Regions from separate parts of the Homo sapiens genome. Here region 2 is linked to region 1. The links are chromatin loops, found by intact Hi-C in ENCODE. Cell type or tissue: ovary. All regions are shown on one strand.

The links. Peaks named below come from ENCODE experiments on the same cell type or tissue, not always from the same donor. Only the 100,000 strongest peaks of a DNase experiment are listed, where the experiment ranks them.
Region 2: it touches region 1 in a loop (2.7-fold over the local background); 2 of 110 quality-filtered maps call a loop at or near these places.

The regions. Positions count from the first base shown.
Region 1 is chr17:9,203,160-9,211,159 of GRCh38, forward strand. The region is part of intron 5 of NTN1 (netrin 1); the gene reads left to right. Among named protein-coding and RNA genes, the nearest start is that of NTN1, 190 kb to the left of the region's middle. In ovary, no CTCF peak of the experiment used is centred here; a DNase peak (open chromatin) is centred at 3,787; H3K4me3 peaks cover 667 bases.
Region 2 is chr17:9,260,942-9,268,941 of GRCh38, forward strand. All of the region lies in intron 7 of STX8 (syntaxin 8), which reads right to left. Among named protein-coding and RNA genes, the nearest start is that of NTN1, 240 kb to the left of the region's middle. In ovary, no CTCF peak of the experiment used is centred here; no DNase peak of the experiment used is centred here.

The sequences.
Region 1 (8,000 bases):
ATCCGCCTGCCTTGGCCTCCCAAAGTGCTGGGATTACAGGTGTGAGCCACCATGCCCGGCTGGTTTCATAATTTTCTGCCTCTTCTTTGCCCTCTGTTTGCCAGCTGTTCCCTCCTCCTGCCAATGTGTTGATTCCTTTGTGATAGTAGTTTGACTGTTTGAACCTCTTACTGCCTAGTTCTCACCTGTATTCCAGAGAATGAAGATAAACAGATAAGTGGCTCCAGTTTACAACACTTGGAGGTTTCTATCATACCTTCCAAAGAATCTGAAGCACTTTCAGGCTCAACATAGATGTCTGTAAAGTAGGGAGGAAATGGCTGGTCTCTTCAATTCTCATATCAAGAACTGAGGACTGGTTGGGCGCGGTGGCTAACCCCTGTAATCCCAGCACTTTGGGAGGCTGGGGCGGGCAGATCACTTGAGGTCAGGAGCTTGAGAGCAGCCTGGCCAACATGGTGAAACCCTGTTTCTACTAAAAAATACAAAAAAAATTAGCCAGGCGTGGTGGTGGGCGCCTGTAATCCCAGCTACTTGGGAGGATGAGGCAGGAGAATCACTTGAACCCGGGAGGTGGAGGTTGCAGTGAGCTGAGATCATGCCACCGCACTCCAGCCTGGGCATCAGAGTGAGACTCTGTCTCATAAAAAAAGGAAAAGAAAAAAGGAAGAAAAGAAAAAGAACTGAGGACCAGAGAGTCTAGGAAGAGGAAGCAGCATAATGGGGTTTCTAAAAACCATGCCCTCTAAGTTTGAAGGAACCAGGAAGCCTTGGAAGGGGAGGGGCTCCTTCTTCAAAAGTTTTGAAGGCTGTTCTGAGGGTGAAACAGATGGAAGGCTTGTGCTGGGCTGTGCCAGAAAGTGGAGATAAGGCCATCTGTGGGGTGACAGAAGTCAGGTGAGGCTCAGCTGATGGCAGTCCTGTCCAGTCCTAGGATCGGTGATGAGGGAGATTCAGGGAGATTAAGAGAATGGGAATGGCAACAGGAGTGCAAGGATAGACCACCCTTAGTAACCGTTCCTTCCTTCCTTCCCTCCTTCCTTCCTTCCTTCCTTCCTTCCTTTTCTTTCTCTTCTCTTCCTCTGTTTCTCTCTCTCTCTCTCTCCTTCTCTCTCTCTTTCTCTATCTCTTTCTCTCTCTCTCTCTCTCTTTCTTTCTGACAGAGTCTCTGTTGCCCAGGCTGGAGTGCAGTGGCGCCATGTCAGCTCACTGCAGCCTCCACCTCCTGGGTTCAAGTGATTCTTCTGCCTCAGCCTTCTGAGTAGCTGGGACTACAGGCGCCCACCACCACACCCTGCTAAGTTTTGTATTTTTTAGTAGAGACAGGGTTTCGCCACACTGGCCAGGCTGGTCTCGAACTCCTGGCCTCATGTGATCTGCCTGCCTCGGCCTCCCAAAGTGTCGGGATTACAGGCGTGAGCCAAGCAACCCTTTCAGTTCCAAGGGGGTGGATTCTGTGGCCTGCGTCCAGTCTATCAGTCGGTGGCAAATGGCAGTGAATCGGGGATAGCAAGGATGCATCAGCTTCCCCACTAAGCAACTCCCTACCCTTCACATACCAGGCAGAGACACAGCTACCCTCCCAAATAGCCACTGTAGGATGCAGAGCTTGGAAGTTGAAGGACGTCAATGAGGAATACCTTACTGAGTTCTGGGCCCCATTAGGGTGCTGTGGTTGATTAGTGATGCCTGCCATGAGGTTGGGTAGAGTAACCGGTGGTCTGTGTGCTGCCTGTTCACTTGCTTTCCATCAGTGCTGTCAACCCTCATTTTTTTTTTTTTCTGAAGATATGTTGCTCATTATCAGGCCTTTCAAAATAGGAACTCCAGGTTTCACACTTTCTTCTTTTCTTTCTCTTCTTCCCTGCCTGGGCTTTCATTACCATTAAGAGCCAGAACTTATCTGCCATTTGGATGAGGAACTTCAGAAACAGGTGCAGGAAGAGAAACTTGCTCTCTCAAGTGCAGCAACTTCTTGAATGTGGCCCACTTCCCCTGGAAGGCTGTGAACACCACTTTATCTCCTAAAGGCTTGGCTGGTGGGAGGAGGGGCAGGAAGCCTCATGGACATGAGGGCACTATTTGGGGAAGGGTATGGTGGCAAGAATAGATGGGGGTAGAGGAAGCTACACGGAGGTTCTGCCTGAGGGCTGGGAAGCCAAAAGGATGGTCCCTTGAAAAGGGGCAGCCAGGTGCAGTGGCTCATGCCTGTAATCCTAACACTTTGGGAGGCCAGAGCAGGAGGATCACTTGAGCCTGAGACTTCGAGACCAGCCTGGGCAACATAGTGAGACCTCATCTCTACAAAAAATAATAAATTAGCTATGTTTGGTTGTGTGCACCTGTAGTCCTAGCTACGTGGGAGGCTAAGTAGGATCATTGGAGCCCACGGGTTCGAGGCTGCAGTGAGCTGTGATTGCGCCTCTGCGCTCCAGCTGGGGTGACAAAGGGAGACCCTGTCTCAGAGAGAGAGAGAGAAGGGGCAGCTCCTGCATTGCGATGGGGGGAGGTTAAGGGTCAGTACTCACTAGTCAACAGGTTGCCATGGCTCTGTGTATGGAAAGAGACCCCTCTGTCCTGTGCTGGAGTGGAAGGCAGCTGTGTTAGGGAATGGGCCCCCACCGGCCAGTGACTTTGGATGCTGAACACTTGTACCTCTGTTTTCTCCTGTGTGTAATGGCCATGGCCGTCCTAATACCACCCGAACTGCCTCTTCCTATGTGGCTGTGCAGCTTACTCGGGACATTGGGTGGAAAGCACTTTGGTGAGAGCTTGGCAGGTGTAGACTCATCACCATTCCGGTTGCTCCTGCCGCAGACGGGCTGAGCTCCAACTGGGGCATGCCTCTGAGGCTGAGGCAGCATCTGTAGGCTGGGAACAGGGTGACCCCTAGGTCTGGGACTGGTGGCAGAGCAGGGTCTGGGGTGACTTCGCGGTAGAAGCAATTTCCTCAGCAGAGTTGACACTGGCTGGGGAGGACTGGGACTGAGCAGCTGAGGGTCAAGAGAAAATTCTGGATGTCCAGGAGCTGGTTCAGCCAGCTGAGGTCTCCTGCCTCCAGTCAGGAGGGCTTTTTGCAGTCCCAAATGCTCTGGGCAAGAGGCTTTAATCTAATTACATGCTTTATTTGAGCCAATTTGTTTTCCAATCCATCTTGTTCAGCAAAAAGAAAGAGCCTGCTGGGGACTCATTTGCACCCTCTTGTTCCAAGTGGAGAAGAGGGGTTGAGCTCCCATCTCACATGGTCAGTGCAGCCCCCAACCTCTCCCAGCCCGGCCACCCCACCCCTGAGCCAGGCTGCAGACTGCCCTGCCCTCGGGGGGAGGGGGCTGGGGCGGCTCAGGTAGAAAAAGCCTGGCAGGCTTGCCCCCTCCCAGAAGTCCACCCCAGCGTGCCTCTCCGTGCCTTCCCTTTGGGGGTCCCGGTGCACTAGGCAGGAATGACACGGGATGGGCTTCCAGGCCAGGCAGCCTGGGAGGGGATTTCATCCTCAGGAGGTCACCCAGCCTCGGAACCTTCCTGGCTCCTCCTGTGAGAGCTGCCCTCAGAATCCAATGCCCCATATTTTTAAATCTGCAAATATATTTTCATCATAAGGCAGTGGATTTAGGATCTGTGTTATTAAAGTCCAAACAAAACACCAAAGCCCTTCAAACCTCCCTGGAGAGGGAAGATTTATCGGCTCCTGCTCTCCTCCCCAGGCACGGAGCCACACTCTCCAAGCTTCGCTTTTTAAGTTTTGCAGCATTTTCCAAAATTGCCTTTTTCTGCCCTTCCGATTCCTGCTTGGAGCCTTTACTTTTCGGCTGTTTACAGAGACTCGAGCCTGGTGACTTCCACCTTTGGAGTATGGGAGTGCCGGAATTGCTCGGCTGAGGGTCACTTTGTCTGCCGCACAGTGGTGGCAGCTGCGCCCGTTTTTATTGAACTTGCTCAACAAATATTTATTGAGGGCTTGTTATGTGTCCCGGGCCCTGGGGATACAGCAGTGAAGACTTCACTTTGGGGAGGAAGAGATACAATAAACAAACCAAACTGAAAAATGTATCACTGCACAGGGTGACAAGTGCCGTGAAGGAACCACATCCGCTACAGATGGAGTTGCTTTTCAGAACAGCCAGAGGTCAGCCATTATTCAGTGAATCAAGGACATACTTGAGTGAGAAATATCTTTGGGTTTAAAATAATTGGATGTGCCAGTAATACAATAAAATTGCTTTTCTGCCATGGCTCCTAAACTAGAGTAAAGATAATGAGAGCCAACATTTTTTAGTGCCTGTCATGTCGGGCTTCATCTCGCTGGAACTTTAAAAGATTGTTACAAACGCTCACCCCCGCTTAATAAATGAGGAATCGGAGGTTCAGAGAAGTGCAGCAATGTGTCCAAGGACACACAGCTTTGTAAGTCACAGAGCCAGCATTTTGAGTTCCTTGGTCGCCTGTCTGCCACCCCCTCTGTCCTGCTAGATCCTTTCCACTTCCCAGCATCCTGCAGCCCTGAAGCTCATCAGTAGTCTGAGACCATTGCCACTGGAGCCGCGGATTGTATCCTGGGGTCCAGGAAGAGATGTTCTTGTCCAACTAACACCCCACACCCCATAGACAGCAGGCTGAGGCCTGCAGAAAAGCCTTCTGATTCAGAGCTCAAGGGTCCCATTTTTCAGATATTAGCTGTACATCTGTTAAAGGTGGCATGGCCTTCTGATTTCTGGTGCCACTCAAACCCTCTCCAGCCCAACTCGTGCCCTCTTTGTTGTCAAAGAGTTTGGCAGGTTTAAAAGATGCCTAAACCAGCTGGGTGCAGTGGCTCACGCCTGTAATCCCGGCACTTTGGGAGGCTGAGGCAGGTGGATCATGAGGTCAGGAGTTCGAGACCAGCCTGGCCAATATGGTGAAACCCCATCTCTACCAAAAATACAAAAATTAGCCAGGCGTAGTGGTGTGTGCCTGTAATCCCAGCTACTCGGGAGGCTGAGGCAGAAGAATCGCTTGAACCTGGAAGGCGGAGGTTGCAGTGAGCTGAGATCATGCCATTGCACTCCAGCCTAGGCCACAGATCGACACTCCATCTCTAAATAAATAAATAAATAAAGCCTAAGCCCTTTACCCAGGCTGTCTCAGGGGTATCATCAGAATAATTGCAAAGGGTGCTGGCTGACGTCTTTTGTTTGGGGAGCCTGTGTTTGTGGGTTCGTTGGTCCAGGCAGCTTTGGTGTCTCACAGAGACAGCCGCAGTCAGCTTATTGTCCAGAGTGTATGTGCCAGTGGGTTCGCTGAGCAGTCAGCGGTGACCTGCACTGTGCTAGGTGCTGGGACACCAAGGTCCGATTTGCCAGGGGAGGAGGCAGACAGAAAATCCCAGACCAGGAAATGGGCGCTAAGAACCTGGAGGTTTTCTTGTGCCTGGGGCTGAGAGGAAGGCTACACAGGGAAGTGGCACAGGAACAGATTCCAAGCACAAGTGCCAAGGGGAAAGGCATTCATGGCCTCCGGCTTCTCCTAATACCCAAGAGCTTAGGTCCTGTTTTTTCCAGATATTATTTTGCAAATAATAGGATTCTACCACCGTGCACTCCAGGGGAGGAGTAGACGCCCCCTTGGGCCTGATGTACTCTTCATCCCCAGCCCTGCCTGGCTCTAGGCCTGTGGCACAGCCAAGAAAGGGACCTTGCTCCTGTCCGGAGACAGGGCTGCATCAGCCAGATCCCACCACACCAACCCATTTTCCTGTATCTGCTAAGGACTGGACCCAGGACACTGCATCTCAGATCTCAGCTCTCCTCCTGGCCTCAAGAGGCCCCAGGATCTGGCCCTGCCTTTCCCACTGGCCTGCCATCATTCACCCTCCACTCTCAGCTGCAGAGTCGGAGGCCACCTGGAGCCCATCACATGCAGTTGGCAGCACCTTCTCATCCTTCAGGACACAGCTGAGACCATCTCTGACCTCCCCTTACCCATCTCACGGCACCATAGTCATTTCCTCCTAAATCCTGTGAATGGGTAGCAGTTATGACCATCATCACTACCACATTTTACTGATGAAGAACTTGGAATGGTGAATGACCCCAGATCATAGGTTGGATGTGAACCCTTTCCCTGCAGCCCTGCTCAGTAGATTTCCACTTACGTCCTGGGGCCAGAAGTAGATTCATGGCCACGGTGAGCTGCAAGGGAATCTTTGAAGAAGAGTATTCTAGATTGGAGACATTAGGGTTTGCTCTTGAGGAAGAAAGGAAAATCGATATTGCAGGGGGCCAGAGCGGACCTGTCAGACTCAGGCCTGGTGTTTGAGGCTGTCCCAGTGGGTGGCTCTCTAGGAGACAGTATACAGGAAGGCAGGCCTTGGCCCTGGGTGTGCATTGCACAGCTGTGTGCACCTCCAGGAGCCTGCCTCTGCCCCTGTTGGTGCACCAAAGGGAACCATCAGAGAAGGTGGCCACAACTAGGGAGGCAGCAGAAAGAAAGGGCAGGGCTTCCCTGGGCAGCACTTGGTGGGGGCCAGGGCACCAGGGCCCCCTCTGACCAGCGAAGCCCCGAGGACCCCAGCTTGGTGCAGGAAGAGGACCCAGTGCTTCAGTTTGCCGGTATAAAAAACTCACACCCATGCTTCCTCACCTGAATACATAGTTGCAGTCCCTGAGACAGAATGTAGCTCAGGCAGCAGAATGACAGTCTAGGCTCCTGAGAGCCAGACCCTGGCTCTTTGTAACCATGGTACGGAGTGGAGAGCACGTTCTGGTAACCTTGGGCATGAGGTGGGGCCTGGGCAGTCAGGGCACCGTCCCTGAGAGGGTGAGAGCAAAAGCCAGCCTCTGCCCTATGTGATGAAACCCAGCAGCCCTAGGTGACCTGGGCCAGGCCAGGCCCCTGGGGTGGCTTTGCATGACATTTAAAAAAGAAGTCAAACCCTATCCAGCTCCCATGGCCCCTCAAGCTCTGGGACTCATCTCTCAGCTGCTGCCCCTGTCCTTCCGTCCGTGCAAGGAACTCCAACTTTCATCCAGTCCCTGAACCATGCCGAGCTGGGTCCTGCCTCAGGGCCTTTGCACAGGCTGCTCCTCCTGCTTGGAACCCTCTTCCCTCAGACCTTCCTGCCCTGCCTCCTTTGCACCGTTTAGGTCTTGTTCATGGGCTACCCCTCAGGGAGCTGTCTACAGCCACCCTGGCTATGGCACTGTCCTCACTCCCAGCCACCTTACCATGCACACAGTTGGCATTCAGGGAGAGGATGAAACCTCACACACACAGGCACATGTGCGTGCACACACACACACACCCCCACACCCACACACACACACACACACACACTCTTCTGCTGTCTCCTGGGGAGGGGGTAGCACTTCTCCACAGCAGAAGCTCTATAGATTGGAAATAGAAATGTCACTTTGTTGAATACAGATGTCATTTACTATAGGATTCCCACCCCTTGTAAGTAAATGGTCCTCATCCTCGCTAAGAAGAGCCTCACCTCGGCCGGTCGCTCACATCTGTAATCCCAACACTTTGGGAGGCCGAGGCAAGCGGATCACCTGAGCTCAGGAGTTCAAGACCAACTTGGCCAACATGGTGAAAGCCCATCTCTACAAAAATACAAAAATTAGCTGTGCATGATGGCAGGTGCCTGTAATCCCAGCTACTTGGGAGGTTGAGGCGGGAGAATCGCTTGAACCTGGGAGGTGGAGGTTGCAGTGAGCCAAGATCACACCACTGCACTCCAGCTTGGGCTACAGAGTGAGACTCCATCTGAAAAAAAAAAAAAAAAAAAAAAAAAAAAAAAAGCCTCACCTTAGACTATTTTTAGTGTTTCTTTCTTTCTAACACAAGAATTGTATCCTCATTGCAGTAAATTTTAAAATATACCTAAGACAATAAAGCAAGAGTATAAAAACCAGCCACAGGCCCACCACCCAACATTTCTGGCACATGCTATTCTTCTAGAATAAAATCCAAACCCCTGCCATTGTTGAAAAGGCCCTAGGGACTCCCTGCAAACTGTAAGC
Region 2 (8,000 bases), 58 kb after region 1:
GGTGTGAAGAGAGACATCTGGGGGCCAGAGGGAGCAAGAGAATCAGGAGAAGGTGGCCTGGAAGGGGTGGGGGTTGGGATGAGAGAAAAAAAGGACTGGTCTAGAAGCAGGAAATTAAAAGGAATGAAGACTGCAGGTGACGGGGCAGAGAGCTGGACGGCAGCCTAGTGAAAGGCAGGTTCCTGGGATCTGGGGTCTAGGATCCAGGCATGAGCACCTGGCTGGGCGTCAGGTGGCCGTGGAGCAGCAGTCACGGCCACAGGACTCTGGTGAGGCCGCCGCTTGGTCAGTGGAGACCGCATGTGAGACCTCACGGCCCGGCCAGGGCGAGTCAGGTCAGAGTGGCTGGTGAGGCTGTCCCAGTGCTGAATAGCAGCACTGCCCTGGTAAGATTTACCCAAGAGACTTAGACTCACCCACACTAGAACTGATCTCTTATCTGTTGAGTGCCTACTGTGTGTCGGGTCCAATGGGTGCAAAGACGTATACCTGGCTCTTCCTGGGTCTGCGGGTCTCATGAGAAAGGCAGAAAAATCAACCCTATCTCTACCCACGCCCAACACAAACACGAAACTCTGCAGATGATAGCCGTTCCTTAGAGGGAGTGTGTAAAAACTCTGCCGCTATTGTCGCTTCCTGCACAGAAAGTGCTGAATAGTTTGTAGGCCCCATCTGTGTTCTTAAGGTGTTATTCATTTCCCTTCCCTGAAATAAGCTCAGCTCAGCAACTGCCACAAGTCAAGGGCAGAATTCAATTGTAAATAGATAATCCTTCATATCAGCCACCAAGAGCAGCAGGTTAGGAGTTGTCAAGCCAATAATTTAATGCCAATTCTCTGGCACGTCAATATTTGCTAAGAAATATCCCTTCATTGTGCTGTGTGTTACCCCTGGGAATGTGAATCTGTCTGGAGTCTGGCAGAAATTCAAGTGTCTTTGAAAAGACAGTCAGGAACTCTGTTACGGATATCTTGTTTTGACAATTCCCTCTTGACTGTCGGAAGATTCCTGCAAGGTTCCAGTCAGGCTGTGGATTCGGCATTACAAACCCCTCCGTTTGTCCTATTTGGATACTTTACCTGGCACCAATTAGGGACACCTGGCAGGGCGACACCAGGGTATTACTACCAAAGTTCTACAAAGGCAGGGCAGAGAGGCATCGCTGCTACCATAAGGCTTTGTCAATACACCAAATGCTTATCTCATTTGTTAAAAGGAAATCATTTGACCAACACGCAAAAGACTATGGGGTAGATCTGAATTGAGCCCTGCGTTCCATACATCGAAACAACATATTCCTGGGGTGGCCCAGTAGCCGTGTCTGTTCAACTTAACCCTGCCTCCATACGCACAGCTGATGCAACAGACCTCAAGTGAGGCCAACAAGGTTCTCTTCTCCAGGGATTTTGGATTTTGAACTGAGCACAATTGGGGTTCAGTCACAGTAATGGTAACACTCGAGGGGTGGGCCACAAACTTAGCTCGGGAGGTCCCAGGCCCTGCCTTTGCTCAGACTTGTCTTTATACTTGGTTGGCTCAATCATCCCTCGGGTTCCTGCAAATAACTCAACATCACTCAAATAAATTACATGTTTTTTGTTTCTTTGTTTTTTGGTGTTTTTTGTTTTTTTTGTTTTGTTTTGTTTTTTTGTTTTTTTTGAGACAGAGTCTTGCTCTGTCGCCAGGCTAGAGTGCAGTGGCGAGATCTCGGCTCACTGCAGCCTCCGCCTCCCAGGTTCAAGCAATTCTCCTGCCTCAGCCTCCCGAGTAGCTGGGACTACAGGTGCGTGCCAACATGCCCGGCTAATTTTTGTATTTTTAGTAGACACAGGGTTTCACCATGTTGGCCAGGATGGTCTTGATCTCCAGATCTTGTGATCCACCTGCCTCCCAAAGTGGTAGGATACAGGCATGAGCCACCACGCTCGGCCACAAATTACATGTTTTTTAACCTAAACGAGCCAAAGTCATCTCTGCTTATTTGCAACCAAGATCTTTTAGCAGAGTGATCAGCAAAAATCACCAGTTGTGTCTAGTTAATTGGAAAAACATAAAAGTCATATTAGCATGCTTTTGCTTTACTACTTTAGTCTTGAAAGGATAGTCCCAAGATGTTGCCTCTGAGGACACCCCGTCTGGGTTGCATCTCCTTACTCTGAAGGGGCTAAAGTCCCAACAGAAATATCTGTTGACTGCACTCCAGCCTGGGTGACAGAGTGAGATCCTGTCTCTAAAAAATAAGCAAAAAGGGACGGGTGCGTGCGGTGGCTCACACCTGTAATCCCAGCACTTTGGGAGGCTGAGGAGGGTGGATTACCTGAGGTCGGGAGTTCGAGACCAGCCTGACCAAAATGGAGAAACCCCATCCTCTACTAAAAATACAAAAAAATTAGCCGGGCATGGTGGCACATGCCTGTAATCCCAGCTACTTGGGAGGCTGAGGCAGGAGATCGCTTGAACCTGGGAGGCGGAGGTTGCAGTGAGCCGAGATCGCGCCATTGCACTCCAGCCTGGGTAACAAGAATGAAACTCCGTCTCATATGGAATTCTAATATAAGTAGTATCTAATGACTAGCTTTTTTCACTTAATTTGTCTTAAATGTCTTTCACAGAGACCTACCTTTAATCTTTTTAGTGGCTGCAGACTATTTTATACCTTAATTTGTTCAAAAGATACCCTGTTACTAGACTTTGAGGTTATTTCAAAATTTTTGCTATGAAAAGGAATGCTGCAGTAAACATCTTTGAACATAAACCTTTGTGCACGTGTACACGAATTTCTGTAGGATAGATTCCTACATATGGAATCCTGGGGCAAAGAGTATGTGCATTTTTTATTTTGATAGTCTCGCTAATTGTATTTTCTGACGGCATTTCTCTCTCCCAAACCACATACTCTTCATATGATGTGACTTTGACATTGCTCTCATCAAGAGGTAGGACCTGGGTCCCCTCCCCTTGAACCTGATAAGCCCTTTGTGACTACCTCACCAACAGAATATGGCAGAAGTGACACTCTGTGACTTTCGACTCTGGGTCATAAAGATTACACACCCTTCCACCTTGCTCCTTCAGGATAGTCACCATGTGAGTAGTTCAACTGCTAGAAGGCTGCCATGCTGCAAGGAAGCCCAATTAGTCCAAATGGAGAGACCACATGGAAGGACCCTGAGATCATGAGAAGACAGAGAAAAGAGATGCCCAGCCAGCCCCACTGGGTTCCAGCTTCACCACTATACTGACTATATTACAACTGCATGAAAATCTTCAGCCAGAGCCAGGCAGCAGAGCCCTTTTCAAATTCCTAACCCACAGAATTGTGAAGTGTAGCAAAACAATTGTTTTACATTGCCAAATTTGGGGTGATCTTTTACCTTTTTTGAGACAGGGTCTTACTCTGTCGCCCAGGCTGGAGTGCAGTGGCATGGTCACGGCTCACTGTAGCCTCCACCTTCTGAGCTCAAGTGATCCCCCCACGTCAGCCTCCTGAGAAGATGGGACCACATGTGCATGCCACCATACTTGGATAATTTTTAAATTTTGTGTAGAGATGAGGTCTCCCTGTGTTCCCAGGGCTGGTCTCAAACTCCTGGGCTCAAGCAATCCTCCCTCCTCGACCTCCCAAAGTTCTGTGATTACAGGCATGAGCCACTGCACCCAGCCTGATTTTTTAAACACAGCAATAGATAACCAGAATGGGTAGGTTCTGCCAAACTGCAAACAACAATTCTCAGTAGTAATATAAGAACAAGAAGGCAAATCCTTTTCTGGGCATTTCTAGTGAACTAGTAATGCTTCATGTGGTTTTAAATTTTCAAGTAGAAAAAGCATTTAAAACAATATGCATATATCATAGTAACTTCGGAAAGTAAAGAAGATGAGAAAAGAAAGGCCAGGTGCAGTGGCTCACGCCTGTAATCCCAGTACTTTGGGAGGCTGAGGTGGGAGGATCTCTTGGGCCCAGGAGTTTGAGACCAGCCTAGGCTCCATAGGGAGACCTCATCTCTACAAAAAAAATAAGAATAAAATTACCTAGGTGTGATGGCACACACCTGTGGTCCCAGGTACTCAGGAGGCTAAGGTGGGAGGATCACTTGAGTTCAGGAGGTAGAGGTTACAGTGAGCCATGATTGTGCCACTGCACTCCAGCCTGGGTGAGAGAACAAGACCCAGTCTGAAAAGAAAAAAAAAAAAAAAAAAAAGCTGTCACCTTCCCAAATTCCAAACTTTTCTCTTTCACGGTCACATATCCTATTATTTTACAAGCAATCTTTGATTAATACTATAGATGTCCTAAAGAGTCAAAGTGAATATGAGATGGGCTCCAGTTCCAGGGCAAGAGGTTTCTGGGGCCCAGATTGGGGCAGGAGAGCTCACCCTCTTGAAACAAAGCTAACAAGAACACTCTGGATGGGGCACGCTAGTCGCTTAGAGCCTTCCCACTGGGGATCCCTCCTTTCCTGGGCACACTGTGTATGGGCCCACTGGGGGCCTGGCTCAGGCAGGTCCCGGGCAAATGCACATTGCCCCTGCCACCACAGTGCTTCTAACAAGAGCCATGCCCGGCACCATTACTGGCGCTAGGCACTTGCTATCCACTTTGTATACATTATATACGTTACACATTGAGCAGCTCAATACACGTTTACTCAACAAATGAAACAGAAGGTCCTCACTCCTGACGTGGTTGGGAAAGCAGAAATAACACTGATATCCTCTGTGTCCTGCATCTCTGTTGTGGCTTTTGATTTAACACATGTTGCCTGAGCACCTGCCAGGCACTGTTCTAGGCACTGGGGCTGCAACAATGAACCAAACAGACAAAAAGCTCTGCCCTCACCAAACTGACGTCCTAGTGTGTGTTTGTTGGGGGCGCTGGAGGGGGGCTTCAGTGTGTGAAGACAGACAAAAACCCAGATCAGTAACTAATGTAGTGGACTAGAAGGCGGTAAGTGCTAGAAAGAAAATCCAGCTCCTCTTCCCCTATTGCTTATCATACGGGGTGGCTGAAAGGCACACACCCCCTTTCCCTCGAGTCCTAGGGATACCAGGGAGGGAGTGCTGATATGGTCCATAAACCAGACATCCTAGAGTGGGATTTGGAAACATTGCGGGTAAGACTAGGGTGCCTTCCTACACGCCATCAGGAAACTGCCATCCTTAAACGTTAATAAGATGTAGGCTTAGAAATAACACATTACAAAAGTTGGTTGGAATGAAGGGTGACGTAATGACAACTGGAAACACAGAGGGGTGTTATTATGGAGTGGAGAAAAAGGAGATTGGAGAGGAAGAAGTTGGCAGTGGGTGCCAGCACTTTCCAGAACAGGGGTGCCCCAGCCAGCGCACCGGAGCCTGCTTGGTCTGTGAGGACATGGGGTCCTTTCTGAAGTGAGAAGCAGTGAGCCACCTCCTGGACAGCAGCTCTTCCTCAGATGGCCCTTCTGGACTATTCTATGCCCAGATGAGAAGTGTGCTTCTGAAACTGATGACGCTTGCCTGTATTAGCGGCCGTTTTACTTCAGCGCCGTGCTGGCTGAGAGCTGCAAAGTGTTGGCCACCAGCTGGTGGCTGAAATCAAGAGGAAGCCAGGTCACGGTGGTGGAAGTAGGATGAAATAGTAGACACACGATGTCACCAAGAGTGTAGAAGAATTCAGGTAAATGCATTTCCAGTAAGGTGGGATCACTAGTGCCGCTTCTGGTGCTCTGGGTGGAGAGCCACTCTGTCATCCTGGAGGCTACTTTGGCCCCCAACTCATCTCCACATTCCTCTGGCCTCCAAGGTGACATGGACTATATATAACCAAGGGCCACGGTGGGGAGGGCAGAAGAAATATGACTGTTTAAGGGCAGTGGGAGAAAAGAAAAATAAGGGGCTGATGAGAGAGCGGCCAGACGTGGGCCTTTTGCTTTCAGCCAAGTCTTTTCCCAAGTAACCACAACATTTGTCATAGTTATTCAGTGTGGCTCTGAAGCCTGTCCCCTTTGTCGGGGCAGAAAAAATGGGCTCTCCTGTGTTCAAAAGGTCATCTCTACTTTCAAGTGGTCAACATTCCGCAGTCTGAAGCTCCCTGGCCCACTAGCTTCCAGTACTGTGTGTCACTTCCCACGTATGCGGCAAAATGACAGAGTGTGTGAAAGGGTGAACGCGTGTGTGAGTTCAGGGTTTCCCTCTTTGGAAGCTGTATGGCATAAGAGCTGAAACACCATGGGCTGCGAGGGCAGACTGCACGTGTTCAGACCATGGCACTGTCATTTGAGTAAGGGACCCAATCCTCTATGCCGAAAAGTGGGAGAATAATAACCCTCCACTCTCAGAGCCATCATGGAGACAAAAAGAGAGAAAATGCTGAGTGCCAAGCATACTACCCGGCTTATGGTACCTTCTCAACTGAGATTAGCTACTAGTCTCACCTGCTGGAAATTGTTCTTGCTACCAACGTGGCATTCCTGATCTCCAATCTTTGGATAGAAAGCGCTATGACCCTTCCCCATGTGTGATGGCCTTCAGTGCTCAATGCTGCCCATATCCCCCGTGTTGTGTGACACCACAGCACGAGTGAGACCTCTGAGCTGAACGCAGCAGCCTCCTGCCATCGGGCGCAACTACTCTCAGTACAACCAAACATGGCTGCCAGGCTTTTCTTGAAAACCTTCTCTAGCTCACTCTACAGACTCTATCATGAAAACAGACTTTGAGATTTATGCACTCAAAAAATCCTCCAACAGCCTGTATACCTATATGTATAAAAATGCTTAAATTCACCAGGCACAGTGGCTCATGCCTGTAATCCCAGCACTTTGGGAGCCAGAGGCAGGTGGATCATCTGAGGTCAGGAGTTCAAGACCAGCATGGCCAACATGGTGAAATCCCATCTCTACTAAAAATACGAAAGAATTAGCTGGGCGTGGTGGTGGGTGCCTGTAATCTCAGCTGCTCAGGAGGCTGAGGCAGGAGAATCACTTGAACCCGGGAGGCGGAGGTTGCAGTGAGCTGAGATCGTGCCATTGCACTCCAGCCTGGGGAACAAGAGTGAAACTCTGCCTAAAAAGAAAAAAAAAAAAAAAAAAGCTTAAATTAAGAGCATTTCAATGAAAGGCCATTCAGATTTGTTCTCACGGAAGGGATATGCATCTTCTACCCAGACCCTCCCATATGCTCTCCTCTCTAGGCCTTGGAACCCTAATTTAAGGATATTGCTGCAGTGAGATGCTTAATGGCAGAACTAGGGCGCAACCAACTCAGCACACTGGTCAACTGCTAACCTTTCACTAGGAGCAACACGAGAGCCTCAGAGTTGTGAGCCCTGTGGGCACCATGAAGATTGGTGGAGTAAGAACAAAAAAAAAAAAAAAGAGAGAGAGAGAGACTTCAAAGTTGCTCTACACTGGATCGTGGAAAAGGAGCCTCTTACCAAAAGTGGCAGCGGGGCTTAGAGTTTGATCTAGGAAATACACAAGAGCAAAGGGGCAGTCAGGCTGCAGAGCTCTGACCCCGAGCACATGGTATGCAAACAGGAGTATTCACACTCTGCAGTGCAAGAGCCTGTCCTTCATCTTGGGGGATGAGGCCGCAGTGATGTCCCCCCGATTCAGTACTATCCCCAAACAATTCACCACCCTAAAGACGTCCTCCTGTGAACAGCAGATTATCTGAGGATCCCTAAAAGTGGTCCTTCACATAGGGAGGCTGCCATTTTCGGAGTTGGCTGTTAGTGTGGCAGCAAACAGCTGGCATTCCTAAGTAAAAACTCAGAGCCAGAACTGGTGCTCTTCAACCCCGACTCAGCTCTGAGACACAGACCTGCAGGCAATGTGGGCAGATTCAACAATGTCACTACTGAGCCTACTGAAAACAAGTGGACAAGATCCCAAGCCATCAATTCTAGAACATGGTTGGCGTAAAAGCTGTTGTGCATGGATTCTATCAGCAAGAAGGATCAGTAGAAGTATTTGAGGCCAGGCCGGGTGCAGTGGCTCACGCCTGTAATCCCAGCA